2 separate regions of the Homo sapiens genome follow, and region 2 is linked to region 1. The links are chromatin contacts, found by Hi-C or POLR2A ChIA-PET in ENCODE. All regions are on one chromosome and are shown on one strand. Each heading gives the region's core, a stretch centred on a gene start or an enhancer-like site at or near the end of the contact. The rest is flanking DNA. Distances are from core to core; before and after follow the strand shown.

Region 1 (2,830 bases), core at 120-2,619:
ATATTTAGCAGGAAGGAAAATGTCCTTTACCTTAACCAAATATTTATATAATAATATTTTGTGATAGTCTGACCATGATTCATTGTTGAAAAGTACAAGTGATCAATTTAAGTTTTTAAGTCTGAGATTGGGTTTTTATCTCAATCTTCTAATAAGGTTGAAAACATCACCATTTATGATTTTTTAAAATGACCACTTGTCTATCCATTTTGTATTCTACTTCTAACTGGGGTATATGTTTATACTGTTTCAGGCCTCAGTAAATGTTCATTACATGATGATAAAGTCTAACAGTTATACAAGACTGTTCTAAGTGTTTTATACAAATTAAGTTAATATTCCTAAAATCTCGGTGAAATAAGTACCACTATTATCCCATGAGAAATTGAGGTCTATGTTAGTTAAATCTTAAAGTTAGTAAGTGGCAGCAGTAGAATTTCAACCCAGGCACTCTGGTTCCATTCTGTGTTTTTAACCACTTTGATGTAATGCTTCAATATAAACAAAATTACATTTTATCCTGTTAACAGATATTAAAGTATCTGTGTGCTGGACGTTGTACTAGCTTTAGAGTATGCAGCAGTGAACAAGATGGGCATACTCCTTGCTCTTTAGAAGCTTGTAGTCTAGTGAAGGCTTATGGAATTTATTAGTAGAGGTTTTATGTTCGTGGACTCCTCAGTATCATGGACACAGAGAACCTCAATGGGGGATGTGGGATGGTACCTTTGAGGTCATACAGGCTAACCTTTACCTCATTCATTAGTCCCAGTTATATACCCTTGTTCAGCCATGGAGAACTTGGCCTCTCATAGGCAGCCCACTTCATTTCAAGGCAGCTCTAATTATTAACATATTCTTCCCTTTAATAAATATCAGGAGCTACAAGGTACTGTTAGTATTCCTGAGAGTTAGCTAGCAAAGAATTTAACCATATCACCCCCTCAGCATATTTTCTTTATGGAGAGGACTATAAATGTTACTTAGTAAGAACTTCCAGCTCTATTTAACTTATGTGGCAGCAACTTACGCAGTTAAATACTGTTAATTACATCAGGACTTGTTTCCCAACTTGTAGGTCAAGGATTTTTTTTAATGACAGGTGCTGACTCTACGTGATTTAGATTTCTTGAGCAGTTTCAATTTCAGATGGTGCAACTAGATTGTATTTTCTAGGTAAATAATTTTCTGTCTACACTAGGTGGCAGTAGATAAAAGAGAATAAAACGTATGCAAGCAGTCTCTGGACAGGGAGTCTTAAGATTAAAAGGAAAACAAGTCACTCTCACATTTCTGTTCTTTACCTCAACTCTGGACTTAGAGTTAATGGCAGGAGGCTGTGTTTGATTTCTGCTTTATGGGACAGCCAGGAAGAGATAACGGTTTTGGCTAGCTGAGCTGATTGCCCCTCATCCTTACCATGCACAGCTTTATTCCTTCTTTACTATAGCATTGCAGTTATATCTCCCCTTTAACACACTGGCTGGATAATTATAAAATGATTTTACTGTTTCTAAAACTACAGCCATACCCATCAAGCATGGTAAGTGCTTTAAAAATTATTCCACTCCTCTTATCACTGGCCAAGTCTTCATCACTACAGACCTGGATTAACGCTGTAGTGTCCTCACTGCCGTCCCTAATGTATTCATGACACTTTATGTGTCTGTCAGATTACTCTTTCAATTCAGCACATTGTAGCTTCCAACTTTCTGTGCCTTCCCAAATTCCTTCACCCTTCACAATTTGACCCTTGACAATCTTCTTTCTAACCCTGTGTGAAAGTATGTCAGCATTCTTCCACTATGCCATGAAGAATGCTCTTTTACTCATCTCCCTCTCTGTTTTTGTTTTCTAGATCTTTTATTAAAGAGCCGTCATATGCCGTGTTTCCTCCATAGGAAGTCTTTCTCACTGTCTAAGCCAAGCTTGTCCAGCCCACAGGTCACATGCTGGCTTTGAATCCAGCCCAACACAAATTCGTAAACTGTCTTAAAACATTATGAGATATTTTTGCAATTTTTTTTTTTTTAGCTCATCAGCTATCATTAATGTTAGTGTATTTTATGTGTGGCCCAAGACAATTCTTCCAATGTGGCCCAGGGAAAGCCAAAGATTGGACACTCCTGATAAGCGCTCAGTCAATAGTTTCTTCTTTAAGGTTCGTTAGTACACTTATTGGTACCATTCATTTGATATAAAACTCTGCTATCTTTGTTGCTCTTTGTTTACTTCTTTGTATTCATAATGTTTCAATTTTATTTTTAATTTTTATGTCTTTTCAAATTCTGAAATAGCCTCCCTCAAAGTTAGTCACCACTCTAGGTAATCATTCTGTTGCTTTTCTTTGTAACTTTATATATTTGAATCTATAATTATTGTTTAATTTTGAATGAGTTTGAACTTTATGTAAATGGAATTATATTGAATGTATATTTTCCGTAACTTACTTTTTAATTTAACATTAAAGTCCTGAGATTCATACATATGAATTCTGAATTCATGCATTCATAAATTGTTTTCACTGCTGTATTGCATTCCAGTGAATTTGTCACTGTAGTAATTCTTACAGCCTGTTTAACTGTTGATAGACACTTAGGGTACTTCCAATAGTTTTTTGGCCATTACAAACAATGCTGCTACAAACAGTGTTGGCGTCATTGAGCTTTCTAGTTTTTGCAGTCTAATAGGTATTAAGTGGTATTTTGCTTTAATTTCACTTTTCTCATTACGAATATTCTGAATATATTTATTTTCCATATACAGCACTCTGTTTTTGAGTTATTTATGATACAGTTTCTACTTATTTGAGCCTTTTTTAATGTTAACA
Region 2 (2,830 bases), core at 92-2,591, 330 kb after region 1:
TCTTTATTGTTAAGCAGGTGTTTTAGAATATCAGGTCTTGGCTTACATACTGTTAAAAAAAACTTTAGCCAAATTAAATTTAAAATAGTTTAATTGGGCAAAGAATGATTTGCAAATCAGGCAGCCTCCCGAGCCAGAGTGGGCTCAGAGACTCCGGTGCAGCCACGTGGTGGAAGAAGATTTATGGACAGAAAAAGGAAAGTGACATACAGAAAATGGAAGTGAGATACAGAAACATCCAGATTGGTTACAGCTCGATGTTTGTCTCATTTGAACACAGTTTGGACAGCTGGCCACTTTTGATTGGCCAAAACTCGGTTATTGGTACAAGAGTATACTAGAGTCTGTATAGAACTCCATAGGTTATAGTTTATGATATACAGAAAAAACTTTAGGGCAAACTTAAAATATGTAAGGAGGCAGCTTTAGACAAAACTTGATTTAACAATACTGACATAATGATTTCTAAATTGGCCCAGCATTGAAGGAGAGACGTGGCAGTGAACTGACCAGTAAGTGAAACTTTTGTGGATAATTCTGGTAGTATGCTGGCAGAAAACTTAGCAGATTCTGGTCCTCACATTCCTGGGATTTCAGGATTCACAAATCTCTTCCATTTGAAGACACACTTTTATAAAGATAACCTGGTAGCTATAGCAACCCAACACTGACAACTTTGTTTCTGGTGACCCTACTGTTTTTATTTAAAGCACTGTGTTTCTGTAGTGAAGGACTATTTATTGACATTGGAATTTTTGAAAAGTAATATTTGACTACAATATGTTAACTGTAAAGACTCATTCTACCATTAATTATTTTAAAGCATATATTGGGTTAAAACTGTCATTGGCCCTAGGAATCAGCAAATCTTCCTATAAATTCTGAAGCTTGAGATGTCTTAGTTTATGATTAAAAGTATTTCTGTGTAAGTGGAACTGGAATGCTGTAGGCAGGTAATACTGAATAGAATCTAAGACTGATGCATTCTTCTTGGAGTCCTCATTTGTATTCCATGGCAGAACTCACTATAACTGTGCCATTGGGCAAAACATCTAAGCTGTTAAAATAGAGACTCATGGTGCAGTGGCTTAAACAAAATAAGTTTCTCCCTCATGTGTCTGTCCAGAATAGGCAATGCAGGGCTGTTATATTAACTCTGTTATATTTAACACACAGCTTCCATCTCTGTGTCCAAATTGGCTATAGCAACTCTTCTCTAGCTGGTGAGAAGGGGAAAAGAGGAAGTGAAGGGCACATCTCTTCTAGTTAAGGGCAAAATCTACAAGAACCCTTAACACATCATTTCTGGCTCACAGGTTGTTAGTCAGAACTTAGTCACAAAACCACACCCAGTTGCAAGAGAGCCTAGGAATTGCCATCTAAAGTTGGAAAGCTTTGAACCTAGTGAAAATTTGGGTGGGGAATTATATTATTAATAGTAAAAAGAAGGAGCACATAAATATTGGTGGAAGGCAAACAGTCTTTGCTACAATGGCTTGTTAGAAATTGTGAGTTGGTTTTCTCCGTATCAGAGCTGCTTTGTGGGTGGAATTCACTGTGATCATCTGTGCTGGAAGTAGGGCTCCTTGATAGGGTCAGTGAGGAGGGTCTTTTAAATTAATTTCCTGGTATACAGATCAGGTAATAATATAATCTCAGTGTTGAAATGGATCTTAATTGTCACCTAATTCAACCACTCACCTGAGAATCTCACTGAAGCACCTATCTTTTAGACTTGCCCAGTTTCCTATGTGAAAACTAAGGACATGCACAAAGTCACAGAATTATCAGTGACAATCAGGACTAAATCCAGAGAAACTAGTACATTTCAATTTCCTTCTTTTGTTCCTAGATAAATCCTTCTGAGCTTAGTTTCTATTATGCTATGGTCAGAGAAAAGATATTTGTGTTTATTATAAGCTATAACAGTCTATGTGTTTTTACGGTATGTTAAATGCTATAAAATAATTAAGCTATGATATTGATTTATAAGGCCCTTCTTTTGTTATCGTAACAGTGGGGTCTTAATAGAACATAGGTCATGGTTGCACATAATTGGATGATTATATGTTAGTGAAAAGGATATTGAAGTAGAATTCAAATGACCAGACCCACTCTTGGCTATCTAATATCTGTATGACTCCGGGAAAAATCATTGAACTTCTTTGAGGCTTGATGTATTTTTGAAATAAAGAATTGAGCTAGATGGTAAAATACTTAACCATTAACATAGCACATATTCCAACCAATCAAAACGGATGCCAGTCATGAAAAATTCAATTGGGTGGACTAGTGCATCATGGAAGAATGTCACCCAGGTTTAGTGCTATAAATTTTCTCTTGAACCTCAATTGTACACTGTAAAAAGCCATGACCTTAGCCTGCATTTTTTTTTGTTTGTATCATCCTTAGTACTTACATAATGAAAGAGTACATTGAAGCTTCCATCTGACGACTAGATGTTATTTTTAAGCCTCAAGTTTCAAATAAATATCAGAAAAAGTAATGAACGCCTGTAAGATGGTTCTGGAACAATGAGCAAGTATTGTCTATTTAGAAATCCCAGAGTTTCCCAGGTCCTTCTTTAAAGTAAATTTTAAAACAGTGTAGAGACTGGCTTCTAAAATGGCAAGAAATCCATTTAGTCATAAAAGAAACAGTTTCTAGAGCCTAATTCAAAAACCTGTCACATTTCATCACATTTCTAAAGACCTCATTGCCGAAGAGAGGACAATTGTGTGCCTGTACGTAAGCCTGAATATTATCTTTAGTGAGGCCTAGAGATAAATGTTGCAATGAGAACAGGATCCATTTAGGGTGAATTGGACAG

Evidence for each region. Hi-C counts contacts between places; a loop is a spot of excess contacts on that map. ChIA-PET counts read pairs that join two places held with the same protein, here RNA polymerase II (POLR2A). Pooled maps may share reads with other maps.
Region 2: a loop to region 1 is called in a pooled map, with 2.6 times the contacts of the local background. The contact joins two enhancer-like sites. A Hi-C loop is called at or near these places in 3 of 168 maps with a recorded cell type or tissue (A673, left cardiac atrium and naive thymus-derived CD4-positive, alpha-beta T cell) and 8 of 50 pooled maps. POLR2A ChIA-PET finds 5 or more read pairs at or near these places in 1 of 52 experiments (endothelial cell of umbilical vein).

Annotation. Positions count from the first base shown.
Region 1 is chr12:89,460,335-89,463,164 of GRCh38, reverse strand. All of the region lies in intron 9 of POC1B-DUSP6 (POC1B-DUSP6 readthrough), which reads left to right. The region is part of intron 9 of POC1B (POC1 centriolar protein B); the gene reads left to right. Among named protein-coding and RNA genes, the nearest start is that of GALNT4, 63 kb to the left of the region's middle. Within about 2 kb of position 1,369, at least 3 of the 41 ENCODE cell types and tissues checked have a DNase peak (open chromatin) inside an H3K27ac peak, as active enhancers do.
Region 2 is chr12:89,134,647-89,137,476 of GRCh38, reverse strand. No RefSeq gene overlaps it. Among named protein-coding and RNA genes, the nearest start is that of LINC02458, 120 kb to the right of the region's middle. Within about 2 kb of position 1,341, at least 3 of the 41 ENCODE cell types and tissues checked have a DNase peak (open chromatin) inside an H3K27ac peak, as active enhancers do.